3 separate regions of the Homo sapiens genome follow, and all the other regions are linked to region 1. The links are chromatin loops, found by intact Hi-C in ENCODE. Cell type or tissue: PC-3. All regions are shown on one strand. Links, peaks and the distances in the headings refer to the core of each region. The heading gives the core; the rest is flanking DNA.

Evidence for each region. Peaks named below come from ENCODE experiments on the same cell type or tissue, not always from the same donor. Only the 100,000 strongest peaks of a DNase experiment are listed, where the experiment ranks them.
Region 2: a loop joins it to region 1, with 18 times the contacts of the local background. A loop is called at or near these places in 9 of 110 quality-filtered maps.
Region 3: a loop joins it to region 1, with 10 times the contacts of the local background. A loop is called at or near these places in 9 of 110 quality-filtered maps.

Annotation. Positions count from the first base shown.
Region 1 is chr2:118,489,648-118,496,505 of GRCh38, reverse strand. It overlaps LOC105373579 (a long non-coding RNA gene), which reads left to right and starts at 3,099. Exons shown (of 3, transcript XR_923251.3): 1 at 3,099-3,698; 2 at 6,164-6,407. RefSeq lists enhancers at 5,697-6,256, 6,257-6,817. In PC-3, for the core only: a CTCF peak has its summit at 3,964 (motif pointing left); no DNase peak of the experiment used is centred there.
Region 2 is chr2:118,853,039-118,859,896 of GRCh38, reverse strand. No RefSeq gene overlaps it. Among named protein-coding and RNA genes, the nearest start is that of EN1, 8.8 kb to the right of the region's middle. RefSeq lists enhancers at 187-946, 947-1,708, 1,709-2,470, 5,967-6,502. In PC-3, for the core only: a CTCF peak has its summit at 4,118; a DNase peak (open chromatin) is centred at 4,096; H3K4me3 peaks cover 1,478 bases; H3K27me3 peaks cover 1,137 bases.
Region 3 is chr2:118,861,485-118,868,342 of GRCh38, reverse strand. No RefSeq gene overlaps it. Among named protein-coding and RNA genes, the nearest start is that of EN1, 17 kb to the right of the region's middle. In PC-3, for the core only: CTCF peaks have their summits at 2,826 and 3,025; a DNase peak (open chromatin) is centred at 3,032.

The DNA.
Region 1 (6,858 bases), core at 1,244-6,243:
GAGATCTCAGGGACAAGAAAAGTTCCAACTGAGAAGACACCTGAGACACCTTTGGCTCAGGGCACTGAGGTAGCAGGTGGAAGAATATGGTCCCCAAGTTCCTTATTTCTGTGGGCCTCAGTTTTCTCTTTTGCTAAGCGAGCAACTTCTCACAGGAGTGTGGCGAGAACTAGTGAAGATGGTGATTCACCAGTAGAGTGACAGGCCAGGTACGTTCCACTAATGTTCCTTTCTGTCCTAGGAAGGGGGCTCCAGGCAACCAAGAGACAGCAAGATGCACAATGAGGATCCCATACATGGCAGTGCCACCGCCCAGCAGCAGAGGGTGGGGTGGCTGTGACCCGGGGCTCCTGACAAGTGGGTTGGCCTCCAATAGAATTTTGAGGAGGGATTTGGAGGATACTTTTGGAAGACAACAAAAAGAGATTAATTAGCTTAAAGAGTGCCCTTAATAATCAGTTTTCGGCCCTGGCTGCATGTAAGAATTGTTTAGCCTTTAGCCTGCACACCCAGAGACTGAGATTCAAGTGGGCCCAACTACAGGTATATTTTAAAATCTTCCCAGGATATTCTAAAAAGTCCCCAGAGTTAAAATTACCAATTTAGGCAAAGGGTGAAGGGTGGCTACTTAGGCTCCACCAGGCATTACCATGGTCTCAGGAAGCCTCCCCCAAGCTCAGATACATTAACAGGCAGCTTTGCAGAAATAGCAACAAAACTTTTCAAGCCAAGGAAATGTCAGAGGGCAAACCCCTTGGAAGGCTCTCCCAGTCATTCAATGTTTCCACTGGGGTACAGTACAATCTGAATGCTGTAGTTTGGGCCAGCCACAAAATGTAGCAACACTTCCTTCAGAATCTCCATTGTCTAGCAGCTCGGGGATGGGAGAATGAGCAAAACTCATGACAGCAGCCCTGTGGCCCAGCATTTCATGCCTGTATGGTAGGATGCGGTACTGTCCTTGAGCAGAAGGGATTGCTGCAGGAATAATGACTTCAGCTGTGCTCACGATCTGAGCTACCCACAGTGCAGGGCAGGTCATGACTAGTTTGGCCTGGTCTGCATCTATGTAGTCAACTCTCAACTCTGCAGGAGAGGATTTTCCTGTTTATGGATTACGTTTGACCAACTTTTAATTCCAGCCTGTTTTTTTCCACTACTCCACCCTCTCTGGGTCTTCCTCCCCATTTTCCTGGATGACATTCAGACTCCTACAACATTTACCTCTGCAACTGTAACTAGGATGTCAAGCTGGTTTGCAGTGTTCATTTTGGTGCTGAACCTACCGCAGGCACCAAATGTCTGTTGATTGATTGGTTGTCACCAGAACATAATGTGTAGCTCAAAGCACAGGAGAATGATGTTTGGATGGTCTTCTTTCCTACATGTGCTGATGAGCAAGAGTTGACTGTGATATCTTCTAGACTGAATAATTGCCCTTTCTACAAATGCCTCTGGAGTCCAGAAATATAGAACAGACAATGTCTCTTTATTATCACAGTGATACCTTTATATAATCTCTTGTTGGTTCAGTTATGTTTTAGACCTAATATGTAATCTAGCAGAGTTTCCACAGCGATCCAACCTGAAGTTTATTTTTACTATTTAACCATTGAGGAGCTATATTTATTAATTATTATAACCTGATTTAAATGTGTTTCTAAAAGTTTAGAGAGAAAAGACAAAAATAAGGCATTTTAAGAGAGCAGATGTCTAAACTCAAGTGCTGAAATAACTTCAGAAACCATAATAGCTTAATGAAAGGCCTGTATAATGTTTGATTTAAAAAACAAGAGTGAAGTAGGCTGATGGGCACAGGAGAAACTCTTAACTTTGAATGTTATAACAGGGTTTGATGTATACATCTGAGAATCAGTCTATAGACTGATGTTTTTTCTAAGAGAGTAAGTTTAGATTTTAAGAGGAAGGATTCACATAGGAAAAAGTTATCTCCTAGAAAAGATGCTGCAGAATTATTAGGTCCTTAGGATGGGCAAAACATAACCAATATTAGGTTATATCTTCAGGCTATTATTATGGGCAACAAGAGAAAATACTGTAAAGACTTAATAATTTTGCCTTTGTAGTCTTGTTTTTAATATTCTTACTAAGCTCTTCCATAGCATAAAGTACTTGTGGGAAACCTGCTACTGTTTCTTCAGTCATATCTTCTTCCAGACTGGGTCCTTCAGCTGCTTCTTTGCAGGTTATATGTGTTTTTCATTTGATTATCAATTATCATTGTATTAGTGTTTCTGGTGTAGTACGTTTAGCAGTTCTCATGCCGTTTCTTTTTTTTTCTTTCTCATGATTAACCTGGCCATGTTTGTCCAGACCTTGTTTGTTTGAAGTATTGAGTTCATTCTTTCTGAATCCTTCTCATCTTCTCTGTCTGAAACCAACCCCACAGGGGTGACAACAATTGCGTGCCGGGTTCTGGACAGAAATATAGTTAAAGTGAAGCACTAATCAGACTGCACCTTGGCCCACTTCCTTGTTGCTAAAAGCCACATAGCACTAGATAGTGGCCACTTGCATCCCCATCGTTCCTGTAGGTAGGATTTCTGATATAGGGTCATAAGACTGTTTAGGAACTGACTTGCATCCTCATTGTTCCTGTAGACAGGATCTCTGACATTAGAATCATAAGGTTTTTGTTTAAGAATCACTTAAGAAGGTTTTTTCCAGCCCCAAATTCGAGTAGCCACTTTAAAGTCCCCCTTCCCAACCCCCCACAGAGGAACGTGATCAGCATGAGAACACAGCTTCTTAATCTCTGTATCCAATGACTTTACCCTGCACTCTTTAACCAATCAATGATCTCCACACTTTGGCCCACTCCAAAACTCTTAAAAACCCTACCTCCAATCTCCTTGGGGAGGTGGATTTGAGGTTTCCTAACATCTCCTCACTCAGCTACCCTACCTTTGAATCTCTTTCTGTGCTGCAACTCAGTGTTTTAGTGTATTGACTTGTTGTATGCATCGGGCAAGGAACCTATTACAGTTATAGGTCTTTCCTTAGAGCTGTATTGTGAGGCGACAATGTTACGTATCCACTGCTCCTTTGTGACTCAGCGATGCAGAAGTGAAGAAAAAAGATTAATGGCAGCTGAGCACAGCCCTGGCTGGACAGTCTCGGTTCTGCTTTCTTTTCTGAGATCTTTTTACACGTTCTGTACCAGCGACCATTCCACTCAGCCAGAGGTGCATCCTGTCCTGTGGGATTAGCTGAGCCCTCTTCCCCAACCTGGCAGAGTCATCTGCATTATGGAAAGCTCTGGTGGCCTTTCCTGCCATGGTCTGACCCTCCCTCTGCTGAGGCAATGGCAGCGCATCAAAGTCCCTACTCTCAATGACTTTTTCTTCACTTTCCTCAGAGCTGCTCCACTTGGCTCTGGTCCTCTTCTTTTCAGATTGGAAAGCATTACTGAGATTTCTCACGACTTTTAAATTGCCTGCAGTCTGTTTTGGGGCATAGGGACAGGGTTAGAGGCCCTGAAGCGATGCTCACTGCTTGTCATAGACAATCTTTTTCTTGCTGTGACCACTATTTCCATCAGTTACAGTGCGAGGTGGCTCCCCCTTCACTGTTTGGTTGCTCTTGGTGAGCTAGAGCTGAAATTCCCAGTGGAAGTTGAGTGTAAGTCCCGGTGGGAAGGTGAATGCAGGAAATCTTCCCTGGAAATAAGATAAAAGGTAAGTAGTGAATAATTATAATTAAAAATTTGGTGAGCGTTCACCTTGAATTTAGGTGTTTGCATTTATTTAAAATCTTCTAAATTGTTGTTTGTTATTTCTAGGTAGGCATTGTAGCTTAATTAAATCCATGCTTTCATCTTTATGAAGAAATATATTGTAATGGGAAGCACAAGCTTGCATAATTTTTAATCTTGCTTTCTCTCAGTTGTCAGAGTGAGTCTAATTATTTGCTTATGAAACTAAAATCAACTACCACCTTGTGGAAGCTATCAGAATTGCAAGCATATTGTAAAACCTTAAAGGATGGTTCTCAACCTTGGTAGCACAAGTGAATCACCTGGTGAGATTTTAAAAAGTACTGTGACCTAGGTCACACCTGAGATGGATCTGAGGTGGTACCCCATGCATTGGTTTTTTTGGAAGTCTCTCAGGTGATTCTGAAGCAGTGTCCATCTGCTTCTTCTTCTTCTCTCCTTGACTGCCATTCCTCTCTGCCACATCCTCTCAAACCAACCCCATCCCTAGGTTCTCCAGGCTCTTTCTCTGCACAAGTCCCCCTAAATAGTCCAAATTCAGTATCCCTCCCTCCATCAAAATGCTCATTCTCTTCTAACTCATGGGTTAAAATCTAAGTTGAGTCTATCCAGGATTCTTGCACTGTAAATGAGAACAGCCAAGGAAAATGCTTCATGCCATCCCCCAGTAAATAATTGATGTTGGCAATTTAGGCTGGTACAGAGCACTCCATACCAGCTAGACAGGCGTCCCTCCACCTACTGGGCCATCTGATCATTTCCCAAATAGTGTTCCATTGTTTGTTCAATGTCTTTTTAAGTTTATGCTTGACACAAGATTTCCCATCAGTCACAATGCAGTGAGCCCATATGAGCAGTCCTACAATTAAAATAACATTTTTAAAAACTTACTTGTTTTATTCAGCATTTTTCTAGATTGTTTATCAGCAGAACCTCTCTTTTCTAGAATGCTTATTAGCCCTGTGATGAAAAACTCTTTAACAGATAAGATATGGTGCTCTGGACCCTTCCCTTATAAAGATCCGCTTCTCGCTTCTGTTTCTTATGGTCCTGCTTTCATGCAGAAAGCAGTGCTTTCGGTGAAATTCTCAGGCTGCATTTTGCAGTCCTTTTTCTCTCACCTCCACAACAGCCCTGAACATTTATAGGCCTTTCCAAGTCAGATATTTTAAATCTTGATTAATATTTTCAGGCTGAGTTGAGAAGCCATAAAACATACCTAGGCTGGGAAAATCTTATAAAAGTTGCTTTACACCCAAGAATGTGGAAATGCAGGCACTTCTATTTTGAGAAAAAAGTGACTGCTCCAGTTGGTGTCATCACTGGTCACTGCTAATTGGGATCTGAACGTTTTAACTTGCATGAGTCGTCTCTGGCCATGCTGTACCTCTGCATTTTCCCAAAGAGCTGCCGAAGGTTTGTGCATGAGGAGCAGTTGGAGATGAGAGTCTAAAAGTGCCTTTTCTCCCTTTTCAGTTTTCTGGCTGTTCCCTGAGGAGCTCACACCTGTCTTTCTCCTTCCTTTTCATCTTTCTCTAGGCTGCTTTCTTAGGACTAAAAGGTGGAGGGTCTGTGCACAACAGGCAACAATTCTTCTTCTGAACCATCCTTCTCTCTTTTTCTTCTTTCTTACCCTCCCCTCTGCCTTAGCATCAATGCCTGTAGTGAATTCCCCAACAGACCACACAGCACATACTCAGAGAACAGCAAAGACCGCGTGCCAAAGAAATGAAGACAACACCATTAAAAGTAGAATTTGATATTTTGAAAGTCTGTAAAGGAATTTGGGGAGAAATCAGAACTGTACTGGCTTTTCTTGCCTTTATCTTATGAGCTGGTAGAGCTCTTTTTGGGAATTGCTTTTGTGAGCACCATAACCTTTTTCCATTTTGGTCACCCAAGGGTGCCATACTGCCTGTTGCGGTACTGGCACAAGTTGCTCAAAGAAAGGAAAGATAAAAAGGGACAGTGTACTTGGAAAAGGCCCCTGAGAGGACATGAGTTTGATCGGGGCCCCGAGGGATGTGTTGAGTTTAGCCAGAACAATAAGAATGAAAAAGTTAAGGCTGTCTTCCAACCACTTTGGTTTCCTCAGCATTAAACACAGCTGGAGTGAAATAGGAGGGGCCTCACCCCTCAGGCTTGATCTGTGGCAGACTGCTATTCTGCCAAGGCCCCGAATTCCATGACATCTCTCCGGAACATGGAAAAACACCTGGTCCCACTGAATCCACAGTGAAAATAATTCCCCAGCTTAATGACAAAGCCCTTGCGGAGTCAAAGCAGCAAAGGATCCAAGGCTAATGCATGGGTTGCTTTCGAATCATTAATAACAATGACAATGCTAATAACTTTAGTGTGGGGGGAAGAAAGGGAGGATAAGAATGGGTCTTCTGATTTGTCATTTGGAGCCTTCCTGTTTTATAGCCCATGGAAGATGGCTTTCCCTGCTCTGTTTTGTTATCTTCGGGTCCCAGATACAAATGTGAAGAGAATGGGCACGTTTCCTGGTGGGTCCTGGGTTCTACAGACCTTCAGGACATTGCCTGAGAGCCATATAAGCTGGAAGGGCAAAGGAGCGTGGCTCGAAAAGGGAGAAATGTGCAGCATAAGCACCAGGAACAAACTCAGAAGCAGACAGGAAGGAGCCCCCAGGCTGAAGCTGACCCTGGTGAGCAGTCCATTAGCATAATTGTTTTGTGGAATGCTAAATCAAGCTAATTATCATATGCGTTACCTCATATACTTATCTTTTGCTTGTTTGTTTGTTTGGTTGGTTGATTTGTTTTTAGAGACAGAGTCTTGATCTGTCACCCAGGCTGGAGTGCAGCAGTGCAGTCATGGCTCACTGTGGCCTCAAATTCCTGGGCTCAAACGATCCTCCCACCTCAGCCTCCCAAAGTGTTGGGATTACAACTGTGAGCCACTGCGCCCAGCTGATTTTTGTATGTGTGGTTAAAACACTTAAAATCTATTATGTTAGCAGTTTTCAAGTTTACAGTATATTGGTATTAACTATAGTCACTATAATATAAAGTAGATCTCTTGAACTTACTCTTCCTGTCTAATTAAAATTTTGTGTCTTCTGTCCAATACCTCCCCGATCTCCCCACCCCAGCCTC
Region 2 (6,858 bases), core at 1,002-6,001, 360 kb before region 1:
GCTTGAGAGCTGGGCTGTGAAGAGGTGGCTTATCCCCTATCCTGAGAGCCCTGGCAGAGCATGAGAAGCTGCCAGTCCTACCTAAGATGTTCTCGCTGCAAGGCCTACTTATTCTGCTCTTTAGGTTAAAGAAGAAACCCCAGGGAAGAAGAAGGGGAGGGGTCGCGAGGCAGCTAGGGTCCCGGAAGACTACGGGAGTAAGGAAAAGGAAGGAAACTGAAGTCTCAGGTGCTGCGCTGCAGGACCCACAGCCCGGGACAACCCGCTTCTCTCTGCACACCTGCACCCCCCTTACAGCCAGGTTCTGGCACCTCCTCTCTCTTCTCCAGGGAATTCCCTTCACCGGGGTGCGTTGGACCAACGGAAACCCCTCCAGTGCAGCACCAGCTGCAGGTTCGGGAATCAGAGGAGTTCCCTGCCGCCCTGCAGGTGAACTGGGGTCAAGGTGGAACCATGGGACTGGGGACTAGTGGAACTATGCCTCCTGGCGATGCTGGCCCTCAGTCACCTCCTTCTCTCTAGCAGGCTTCCCGGCCTTTCCTCCCTACCCCACCCCCACCCTCTTCCTTGCGAGCCAGGGGCCCAGTTCCAGGGCTTAGGGCAGGGTGCTCCATGCGAGGTGGTGACAGGAAGGCCAACAGGCTGCCGGAGTCCGGGAGTGGAGCGACCCGGAGAGGCGACTGCCTCAGCGCGGTTAGAAAACGCTGGGTCATCCTGGTTTTGTCACGGGCCTCGACTGCTCCCGGATCACCACCACTTGCACCCTGACAGTTGAGGTGCGGCTCCGGGGAAGGCTGGGCCTTGTCCTCAAGGTGGGACCCGAGCTCCCTCACGTACCAGTCGGAGTCATTGCCTGGTGACCATAGGCAAGTCTGAAAAAGTCTTGCCCTTGGTGGGTCACCCCGCCGCCGCGGAGACCGGCCATGAGCTTGGAGGCCCGGGACCCTGAGATGTCCACCCCAGGAGCTCAGGGCTGGGGGCCTGCCCAGGTCAGCATTTCTGGCCCCCTACCTCCGCCTCCGGGGGCAGCCAACCAGCATGCCGGAGTCGGATGCTCGACCCTTTCCGGGGTCACTGAGCTGGGAAGCCAGAAGAAAGCAAGCCGACAACAATACCAACAAGGGGAGATGCGGCCTCCGGCGCGGCTCTCTGGCCAGCTCCTCTGGGTGATGCAAACGAAGATCCCTGTTGGGAGCAGGGGTCGGAGCCAGAGGCCCCACCTAAAGAGGCGCTCGCTCTGCGCGGACCCTCGGAGAGGGCGCAGGCAGAGTATTCCCCTGACCCACCCTGGCGGGGAACGCGGCCCCACTGGAGCGCCTGGGAGCGCTGAGACCTCGCGTGTGTTGCAGGGGGAAGGGCAGGGAAGGTTATAACTCCTGTCCCCACCTGGAGCCCGCAGGGCGACTTGGAGCGTCTCCTGAGGGAACTGGCCCCCATCTGGCTTCCTACGAGCTGGGGAAATATTCGGTGCTTCGTTTCCCGCTTGGTATGGGCATGCGCTTGGGGCGGGTTTAGCCTCTCCGACCTCAGTTTCCTCCTTTGTAAAAGGGAGAGTATGCTGGTTCATACCTTGATAGGCTCCCGGCATGCCCATTAGGAATGCCCAAGCCAGCCCACCAGGTGAAGCCTTCAGAGCCAGGCAGCCCAGGGCTAGCACCTGATAGATCCTGAGCTGGCTACCATCGTTCCGTCGTCTTTTGAAGGTGGAGACCCCTAAAGAGAACCGCTTCCGCTCTCTGCCTCCTCCCCCGACCCTGCACTCTCTATCTCTCTCTCTGTATCTCTCACATCTCTGTCTCTCATTCTATCCCCTTGGTAAATTGGAAACATCTTAGTGAAAGGTGAAAACAAAGTTTAACGTAAATCCGCCTGTTGTTCAATTGAGTGCAACCACAGAAGCTGGTCTGCGCCGCGCGAGTCGGAGCCAGCGTTCTGCGCCCCAGAAGCTTCCCGTGTCGCGGCCAGTTCTCCGCCGCGCACTCGCCTCTGGCGTCTTTATCTTGCGTGCTCAAATCTGGGTTCCGTGGCGGGTCTGGGAGAGTCGAGTCCAGCGGCGGGATGGACGGAGAGTCTTGGCTGCCGCTCAGTCCGGCCGGGCATCTGTGTCCACGCGGCCACCCGGCTCAGCCCACAGCTCCCGCCCTGGGCTCTCCGCGGGCCCCGACGCACCGGCAGTGCTGGAGCAAGGCCTGGAGCTCCGCCGTCCTGGCTTAGTCAGATGGCAGCTGACCCCAGGGCCAGGACCCCGGCGGCCCTCACAAAGTCCAGAATTCCACGGGGTGGGTCTGAGGAGTTGGAAGCTGTCGGTGTCACAAGTGGGGAGTAGACAACCGGTGCCACCATGCCCCAGCCGGCCGCAAGTGGGACCTCGCTGCCCTAGCGGGAGCGGGCGCAAACTCTCGACCACACGGAGGGCCCGGGTGTCAGGGCGAGGCCCCAGCGGAACCCTCAGGTCTCGCTTGGTGTTCAGGAGGCTGCTCACGCGACAATGATGGGACCTCCAGTCCCTCGATTTTCCCGTCTCTTAATAGGAATTAAGAGACGGGACGCTCGCCCAGAATCCCGTGTGTGCGCGGCTTCTCAAGACCCTGAAATTCACCGCCTCCAGGCAGCACGCGGCCCCAGAACGATTCCGGGACTCCAAGAAGGACAGAGCAGAAACGTCCCATCTATCCCGAAAGCAGAGGGTCTCCAGTTCGATGTGGCAGGCTCGCTGCGGCCCCAAGGGCAGTTTCGCTTCTCAGGGAATGCTATGCGAGACCTCCACCCAGGTGCCTAGAAGGCAGCCGCTCTGGCCTTGCGCCGCCAGCCTGAAGCTAAGGACCAGGACAGCCGGCTATGTCTGGCGAGGACCGTTCCGGGGCTTCCCGAGGGGTGCGCCAAGCTTGGGGGCTGCCGTCCCCACGCTTGGAGCCCAGAGCTTGCTGGACTGTAGCCTCCCTTGAGCCGCACGAACTCGGAACTCCAAGCAGAGGTTATAAGCGATCTCCGGATCAAAGTACTGTCCCCTTTCCCTGGCTTTCGAGTTTTATTCATTTCATGGAAAGGTCAAGCGTGGCTTGAGGTCTGAGCTACCCTGCACTGGTCTCGACGCCTGCCGTCGATGCTCGTCGGACACTGCCTGGCAGGGAGATTTGGGTTAGGAGCCACGTCTCCACCCCCACCCCAGGGCTCAGGTGCGTCGTTGGCTCAGTCTTCGCTCTCCCTCTAGCCTCGGCCCTTCTTACGGGTCCTCTCTCTAACACTGACCGCTGCCCGGGTGCTGTCTTCTCATCTAAGCCTCCCGCATGTCTCTAAGCCCCTCCTTGTGTCCTCGCTGGACCCACGACATGGGTGCTCTCCAGCAGTGTCCACACTGCAAAGTGAATGAAGTTTTACTGGTTTCATTTTTTAAAAAGGTTTAAGTTAATGGGCACTTATCGGGATAATTTGGACCATCCTAACCCCATCCAAATGAAAACCTAGACAATTGAGAAAACAATAATGGCAGCAGTTATACATTAAATATATATGAGATTAGGATATAAATGGCACATAAAAGTCCAGGATTTATTCAAGGCTAGAAATAGAAGGCAAGGCACAGGTGTCTACAGACGCTGCTCAGATTCAGTATCAGTTTCAAGGTCAGAGTTGGGAGAGGACCAATCTCATCCAACGCCCTCAGTTTACGAATAAGAACACTGAGGCCCAGAGAGCAGCGGGGTTCCGCCCAGGGTCACACAGCGCGGGGGAGGTAGAGGGAGTAGGAACGTAGCCCCGACTACCAACGCGGCGCCCGTCCCTGTGTGGCTCGGGTATTTTCTGCTTTCGGAATCGCAGGGCAAACCCGCACCCCCCACCCCCCGGAGGGGCTTTTCCTCCAGCTTTAGCTGTCTTGAGGTGGGGAGATCCCGAGAAGGATCCCTTTGTGGGAATTCCGTTGTCTCTCCCGCCTCAGGGGTCAATTGCCAGGAAAGAGGCCGGACGTCCCCACCGCAAGCGCAGGGCTTCAGGCACACATCTCCCCGCAGCCCCGAATACCCCGAGGGCGCCACACAGACGCAGTTCTCACTGGCGCCGACAGGTGGCGCGTTCCCCACAGGGAAGCCGGCCTTCAGCCGCCCGCGAGCTCATCAGACTCGGCTCCCTGCGCCACCGCCGGCTTCGGGTCGCTCTATGGAAAGAAAGGGGACTGGAAGCGGTGCGGCGGGGGAGCTCGGGCTTGGTGCCGAATGGTCTAAAATAAAACCCGAGAAACCCAGATTCCAGCCCTTCGGCTTAGAGCGGCCTCACGGTTCCACTGTTTAAGGGGCCGCTGCGCGCCGGGTGCAGAGGACAAGGCTCCGCCGGCTCCGCGGAGAGCACACGGGACCCACTGGGGTCACCCCTAGGGGGCGCGATGTCCCCCCCGCAAACCCTCCCACGCACCGGCTCTTCCATGCGCGTCCCTGCAGCCTCCTCGGCTGCCAGCCCCAGCCCCCATCCTTCCGCCTATTTTTTTTTTCTTTTATAAATGGGGGTGGGATGGAGAATAAGGGAAAAAGTGAGCTTTTTCAATTGCGGCGATAATTGTCCGCGAGATGGGTTTCTTAATCTGCTCATCCATTATTGACTGCTCCTCTAATATTTGGCTTTGCCGCTTTGATCGCCAGAAGATCACATACTTGACTCCTTTGCATAACAATTTTGGGGCGGGAGTCATCGGCGCGGGAGGGGAGGGACGTGCCTGGAATGGCTTTGTGGCCGGTATTCCACCCCTACCCCATCCCTACCCCCAGTCCCCCCGCAGGAAGTGAGCCCAGCCTTCCCTTTACCGAGCCCCCTACCCCTAACTACCATTCACGCTTGGACAGTTGTAGCGGGGGCGAAGAGGATGCTGCTAACCCCCTGGTGGGTGGAGGAGAGGTGGGAATCTTAGGAGCCCTAAGTGGGATCCGACAAGGGGAGGGGTTGTGCTTCCCTCTCGCCCTCAGCCCCACTACATTCCCAGCCCCAAGAGATCACCTTCCCTCCTTCCTCCCACCTCCGACACCCACCGGGAAGGGGGTGAACCCTTCCTGGGGGTGAATGGAGTGGAGTTGGAAGCCTGGGGTAGGAGACCGTCATCCCCCGCGCTCTCATCTGGGACTCAGGCTGCAGAACAAAACTGGGACGCCCGCGGCTTCCCAGCGGGATTTGGCGAGCTCTGAGACCAGTGGCGGCCTCTGTGGGATCCCTACCTAGTCCCTTACTCTCTTCGGGTCTCAGTTGCCTCATTTGTGGAGCGGGCTTTTGGTCTCTGCGCTCCCTAAGGTCCCTTTGATCTTGACCTTGGCACGTGTGGCCCACCCTCCCCTCAATCAGGGCTCAGAGCTGCTGAGGTGGGTCTTGGTGGGAAACAAAAAACCAGTTGCTATTTTAATCCGGGTTTAAACAACTGTCTCCTCTTCCCTGGCATAGTTCAATGGCGGGGGTGGAGGGGGTGGTTTGGAGGGAGAGATAGGGTAAAAGGTGAGGTTTGGGGTCAGAGCCTAGGGTCGTTCCAACTTCACATATTTCACTTCCAAAACCTCGGTCACTCCCCAGCTCTCACACAAATTCACTCACTGACACGCACACATGGAGACTATTCACGTGGACACGCACACACACTTTCACACCGACACAGCAAAGCGCAACCACACGAGAATTAGAGAGACAAAACGAACGCAATTTTTGCGTGCACACTCGGGCACACACTTGGACTCACTCACGCACCCACCCAGAGCCTCTGAGTCACGAACAAACACGCACGCGCGGGGCTACACACTCGTTCCCCTCCCAGCTTTCTGCTGGAGCAGGGGAACAGGGAAGATGGCCCGAGAAGGCCTTGGCATTGCAGTGACCCCCTCCCGCCCCCCGCATCCGATTCAATACGAGGAAGGAGGTGGGCGGGGTGGGGGAGACAGACGGGTTCTCGCCCCTCTCCCCCGCTCCCAGGCTCTTGAGACTTTCCGTTCCCTTACCGCCCCACCTTCTGTACTAAACTTTTTCCTTCCACATCTTCCCGCCTGGGCCCTGCAGCGCCGACCTCTGCTGGAACCCGGAGCTTTTCTTGCACCTCCCCGGGAAGAGGGTCCCAAAGATGCACGCCCCTTGGGCAACAGGGAGGCGCGGCCTGGATCGGGCTCCGGGGCCGGCAGAGGCAGAAAACCTAGGCGCCGAGAGCCAGGTGCGCGAACTTTTGTCTCCTTTTCCAGGGTCAGTGGGAAAAGAGCCCCGGGACAACCACCCGCACCCCTACAGGAGTCAAAGGGAAGAGAAGGAAGACAGTTAATTCTGGGACAAGCAAAAAGAACGGTTTTGGAGTCACGGGGGCGTTCCTGCACAAAGGACTTGGATGTTGTGTTTTTTCTTCTTTTCTGGCGTTTTCCGTTCCCAGCTTTGAAGTCGGGTTCAGACCTCCTGGAGACCACGGACTGAGCGGAGGGGTGGGGGTAGCAGAACCCAGAAGCCGCGCTGGCCCCTCCTCAATCGCTCCCACACTCTCACAAGCCCAAGGCCAGTCTGTGTGGACACCGAACGCGCCAAGCCGGATCCAGGCGAGAGCGGCCACTCGGACAGGTGGGGACCAGGGGTGGGAGAGGGTCCCCTAGGCCTGAGAACACCGACCTCGGGGAATTTTTTGGGGAGTGGGAGGGAGCCATACAGGGAGAAAAGCAAAATAAAAAAATAGAAGAAAATTCAGGCGTAGACATTGAATTAACTCCGGATTTTTTCTTTTTTTCGGCGAAAGAGAAAGGGGTTAAACCCAAATTCGGGTCTGGGTTCTGGGGTTTGGGTAGGATTCAGTGTAAGCATAAAAAGCGGGATGTCAGATTAAAGTGAAGAAAAATAAATAGGGAATTGTATGTAGTCCTC
Region 3 (6,858 bases), core at 655-5,654, 370 kb before region 1:
TGTCAGATTTTGACACTGTAAAGTGACTCTTTCCCCTATACTCCGTGGAGGGAACAAACGCATCATGCACAGCCCAGCCCACACTTAGTGGGTAGGGATGTATCCTCTTCCTTGAGGCTGAAATATATAACATATGTTATATATAATGTTACATATTATATATGTTATATATAATGTTACATATTATATATGTTATATATAATGTTACATATTATATATGTTATATGTTATATATAATATATGTTATATGTTATATATAATATATGTTATATGTTATATATTATATATGCTATATGTTATATATTATATATGTTATATATTATATTATATATAATATATGTTATATATTATATTATATATAATATATGTTATATATTATATTATATATAATATATGTTATATATTATATTATATATAATATATGTTATATATTATATTATATATAATATATGTTATATATTATATTATATATAATATATGTTATATATTATATTATATATAATATATGTTATATATTATATTATATATAATATATGTTATATGTTATATATTATATATAATATATATGTTATATATTATATATAATATAATATATGTTATATGTTATATATAATATAATATATGTTATATGTTATATATAATATAATATATGTTATATGTTATATATAATATAATATATGTTATATGTTATATATAATATAATATATGTTATATGTTATATATAATATATGTTATATGTTATATGTTATATATAATATATGTTATATGTTATATGTTATATATAATATATGTTATATGTTATATGTTATATAATATATGTTATGTTATATATTATTTATATAATATATGTTATATATTATTTATATAATATATGTTATATATTATATATTATTTATATAATATGTTATAATATATAACATATAATATATTTTATTTATAATATATAACATATAATATATTTTATATATAATATATGTTATAGTTTATACATGTTATATAATATATGTTATATTTTATACATGTTATATATAATATATGTTATATTTTATACATGTTATATATAATATATGTTATATTTTATATATGTTATATATAATATATGTTATATTTTATATATGTTATATATAATATGTTATATTTTATATATGTTATATATAATATATGTTATATATGTCATATATACTATATATAATGTTATATATATTATATATAATAATATATTATATATTATATATAATGTTATATATATATTTTATATATATGTTGTGTGTATGTATATATATATATATCAGAATAGTTTTACTGCCCTAAAAATTCCCTGGGCTTCACCTATTCACCACCACTTTCCAAGCCCCTGGCAACCACCAATCTTTTTACTGTGTTCTAGAGATATTTTTACACATGTATACCAAGAGACAAAAACAAGAATGTTCACAGAAGTAAAGAGCTAGGAACAACCCAAATGTCCACTGACAAGGGGATAGATAAATAAAATGAGATTTATTCCAGCAATGAACTCTTATACAGCTGATAACCTGACTCAAGCCCTGTTACATGCATGCAACAGTGACGAATCTTGGAGAAGTAATACTTAGTGAAAAATCTAGTCCCATCGACCATAGAATATCATTTTTTATGAAACTCAAATACAAGTTAAACTAAACAACATGTAATAAAACCAGTTTTTAAAAGGCAAAGAAGACCAGGCATGGTGGCTCACAACTGTAATCTCAGCACTTTGGGAGGCCAAGGTGGGTAGATCGCTTGAGCCCGGGAGTTCAAGACCAGTCTGCGCAACATGGTGAAACCCCGTCTCTACAAAAAAAAAAACAAAAAAAAAACACGAAAATTAGCTGGAAATGTTGGTGTGTGGCTGTAGTCCCAGCTACTCCAGAGGCTGAGGCAGGAGGATCACCTGAGCCCAGGAGGTCAAGGCTGCGGTGAGCCATGATCTTGCCACTACACTCCAGCCTGAGTGACAGAGTGAGACCCTGTCTCAAAAAAACAAAGGCAAAGATATAAAATTTAGGATAGTGATTAGTTTGGGCAGAGGCAAGGGAATGGGACAGGGAAGACACGTATATACAGAAGATCCACCCACCTTGGCCTCCCAAAGTGCTTTGATTACCGGTGTGAATCACCATGCCTGGCCTTCATTGCCTTTAAAAACAGCCTTTATTACATATTGTTTACTTTTACTTGTATTGGAGTTTCATAAACATAGAATCACTGTTGTTCTAGTTCTTGAAAGTAGTTCCTAAGTATTTATGGTTTGATTTTAAACACATTCATTGGTAGGTATACATATATATCCACATACATAGATATCTCTTGTATGTGTTAAATATATTAGGTATTTTTAATTGTGATAATGCCTAATGTATGGGATTGTTGTGAGAATTAAATGAGATAATATATGCAACAATTGACAACAATTGCATTTATGAGTATTATCATCTCCTAAGAAATCATGGTTGGTCTCCAGAGACACAGATCCAATATTTAAAAAAAAGGAAAGAAATCACATTTGGCCACTTCAGCTCCATGTTTGGGTCACCTCCTGAACTGCGAGTTAGACTCGAGACTGGGCCTTTCTTGTAGGTCACCACCAATGAGGCAGTATTTGAGTCTTCTTCATCAGTGTCTCAAATTCCACCATTAGATTTATGAACTTGGGAAGCCAGAAGTGACTTTAGAGGTCATCCGCTATAACCTTGAGGAGGAGAAGCCCAGAGATGTTGAATGGTTTTCCTAAAACTACTCAGTTCTACTCAAGGTTCTTCTAACCCTCAGTCCACAGCCATTTCCCCAGTGGTTTAGGGTGACAGGCCCAATATTATAGATGTGGAAGAACTGAAATGAGATGGAGAGAAGTGAGAGGAGAAATGGAGGTTGGAAAGACAGCCTTCTACAAGTTTAGGATTTCTGATGCACTGGCCCACTCAGCAAGAGGTGGGTGACATCAGGACTGCAGAACTCAGGACCTGCACACAGCCTGTGACCGGTGTAGTATCAAGAAGTGGCCATACGATGTCACCAGAAACCAGTATTTAGAAATTAGTCAGCAGGGGCTCCCAGCCTACTCTGGGCCTTTTGGTTCCTGTCAGCAGGGGCTCCCAGCCTACTCTCGGCCTTTTGGTTCCTGTCCAGTGGAAATGAAATTTTACTGAAATTCTGAGGTGCTTCTGAGCATGTGACTAACAAGAGAAGGAAAGTAATGAGCAAGTTCTCAAAATAGTTTCAGAAGAGACAGGTAGGCCTACCTGCTCAGAGGACACTCACTGCAAAATTTTCTTCTCAGCAAAAAAGAAAGGCTGCAGGACCTCTCTAGAGCAAAGAGCTCCTTTCCAAATGGGAATGAGATACTTTGTAATCTTTTTTTCTTCTTGCTAAGCCTTTGAAATCTGGTGTGCATTTTACACTGACAACACACCTCAATGCAGACCAGCCACATCTCAAGTGCTCAACAGCCCCAGATAGTGAGGAGCCACCATCCTCAGGGGAGCAGACACAAAGCCACATCACATGGAGTCAGCTCTGAGAAGCAGTCTCCATACAGTACAAGGATATGAGCGTCCAGGAGCATCTGTTCTGAGTGGAAGGATGATTTGTCAGGCAGCGCTGACACAGCCTGGACTCCCCCAGATTCTCTGCCACCTGCTAGATAATGCCTGAAATTCTACCATCTGCTCCTTTTAGGTCTCATATCCTTTAAACCCTAAATGGGACTTACCCTTCTCTCTCTTTTTTACTCACGGGGTAGATCTGAATTTATGGAGGGATGTAGGCTACGAGGTCTGTCCTTCATGGGAAAAGTCGCAGACCAAGAGGACAGAGGATCCGCTTCTTTGACCCATTGTAGACTTGCCTGATAGCCTCCCTGACTGTGCTTGGAGGGGTACTCAGCAGCCAAGGTCACCAGGCCTCCCAGCAAACTGGCTTCCCCGGGGCCAATCGTCCGACTCTCGGAGCCCTGGAGCGCTGATTCCTTCCGCCGCTCTGGACCCGGGTTAGCCTGCTCACACTGGGAGGGGGCCTCTCATCTACACAAGCTTGAGCGGTTTCTGCTGGGCAGAAATTGGGATTGTCTCCACTTTGCCCCTGCAGGCTTAGGAAGGATTTCAGTTTGGTGGTTTCTACAGGCCTTGGACCCATTTTACTCTATGGACTTCTGATATAAACTCGGCCCCTTGTGCTATTGTGGGACCTGATGACATGCTAATATCTGGGAGAAATGATGAACATTTCAGCTCCCAGACCCCACACCAGTGCCAAAGAGCCTGCAGTGTGGAAGAGGCTGAATGTAGGGGGAGAGAGATTGGCAGCCCATGGAGGGGTAATTTTGGCAGCCCTTGGAGGGAGAGAAAGGCTCTCTACATCAGAATAGAAGCCTCACTTCCTAAACATCCTGTCGAAGTAAGAGTGTGTTCTTAAGAGAATTAACCAAAATTATTACACAAATTCTTGGGTTCCCACAGTCCATGGAAAAAACAGCAGCCAGCATGGAACTACAGATACCTAATAAGGATTGGGAGTCATCTGAGCCCCCTGATGTTGAAAATCATCAAATAAAGCTGATTTATTTGATGCAGCTCAGGGCTGCACAGGACAGCTTAAGCCTGCCCGTTCTCCCCGTTAGAAGGCTCCTCTCGGGTGAGCACAGTGGCTCACACCTGTAATCCCAACACTTTGGGAGGCCGAGGTGGGCGGATCACCTGAGGTCAGGAGTTCAAGACCAGCCTGGCCAACTTGGTGAAACCCTGTCACTACTAAAAATACAAAAATTAGCCGAGCGTGTTGGTGTGCGCCTGCAATCCCAGCTACTCTGGAGGCTGAGGCAGGAGAATCACTTGAACCCGGAAGGCAGAGGCAAGTTGCAGTGAGCTGGGATTGCGCCACTGCACTCCAGCCTGGGTGACAGAGAGAGACTCCATCTCAAAAAGAAAAAAAAAAAAAAAAAGAAGAAGAAGGCTCCTCTCCTCCTGCTCCAGCCTCTCCTTGCTTCTCTCCCTGGTCCCTCTCCATCTCCCCAGCCCCACTCTCCTTACTCCCTTCCCACCAACCAAAGGGACCAAAATGTTTTTTAAAAAATGTCAATTATTTATGAAATTCCTAGGAAAGGCAATGCTTTCTAGTGAAACACAACTTCATGAAAGCAAAAAGGCAGGAGTTGTTGCTAAAATCTTATCTTCACTATCAGGTGTGTCTCACTGGGTGACTTACCCAATTTGGAAGCAAATGTTTCATGATGCAGCAAGAATCTTGGCTGGAGCTGACTAAAACAACAATAACAGCAGAACCAACTTGTTAGAAAGTTACCAAAGTGATGTGTGCATATGAATTCCCCACTTTTTCCTAAAAGTTCTCAGACATCAGCTCCCATTCATGTGTGTGGAGGGGACATGGTTGTTGACTGGCCCATTGTCCTGGGTTTATAACTGTATAATGTGGCATGGAAACCACACACCTGCAAGGTCGCCTGTGAAGTTGAGAAGGTTTCAGAGGGAGAAGAATCATATTTTTGAATTGCAGGATTTGCATGTAGATTTTTCTTTTTATCCAAAGAAGCAGCAGGCAGATGACCAGGCAGAAAGGCCACTGGCCCAGAAGTCAGTCCCTGCCTGCCACTGACTGACAGTGTGAGCTTGCATATGCCACCTATCTCCCTGTGCTAGGACTTTCCCAACCAGAAAGCAGATGAGAGGCTGGACACGGTGACAATCAGGCATCTCACTGTAAAGAAGAAAGGAAAAGCAAAGCCTGTATTTGGACAGGAGAGAGTGAAATGGCAAACTCCAAAATTCCTTTCAACTGTGCATGCCTATTTTGTATGTGTGTGTGTGTGTCTGTGTGTGTGTTGTCAGTGTCTGACCCTACAAACCTCTGATCAGAGTGCAACCATGAAGTCTCACTTGGCCTAAACCCCAAAAACCCAACACTGCCACTGTTGATAGCATTCTTATTTGAGTGCCTTTTTAAAAAATAATTACCTGGGAAACCACCTGTTTCTGTACAATATTAAAAATATTTTACTTCCAAAATTAAGGTGTATTTGAGTTATTGTTGCCTAAGACAAACAAAACAAAGCATTTCGTTTCTAACTTTTTTTTTTAAAGCTATGCTCTTCTCAAATGGGGAGGGCTGTGTCATCACGTAGAAGGAAAAGCTGAACTTTGAACCGAATTGGGAAAGACAACAAAAGGTAGCTGAAGGAGTTCGAGTTTGTTATTATTCTCTAAGTCATTAAAACACAAAATTAGGACAAGTTCAAGGATGAGGAGTGTCATTAAAATATCTAGGTGATTCTTTAAAACCCCTAAAAGGCCCAGAGGTTTCTGGGGTGGAAATTCCCAAAAGCCTCAATCATGAGTCACTGTAATTTGTTGCCCTCAAAGCCTCCACTAGTTTTGGCAGAACTCAGGGCCCCAAATCTGGAGTCCAGCAACAGTAGGGAAACTTTTTATGGGGAGAGGATGGTGGGAAGGGATGGGTGGTGGGGAGAAATTGCCTTATAAGGAAACTCTTAAGTCCTGGGGAAGGCCTGGTATTTCACCAAACTAAAAAATTGTTAAGGGAAGATCCTTGAACCCCTTACTCCTCCCATCAGGAATTCAGAGAAAGAAGAGAGTGAGGGATATGTTATTCCTCAACACAGACTTGTACTATATCCCTCTCTTTAAATGTGAAGGGGTAACCCACTTAAGGGAAACATAGCGATTTCCTAGCCAAGCTACGGAGCATAGAAGACACGGAACTCACAGAGGTCAGACAATGAGGGAACATGGCTGAAGCCACTGGACACACCACAGAGACAGCCAGAGCCTCTGAGGCAGCCAGACCCAATGTGAGGAGCAACCA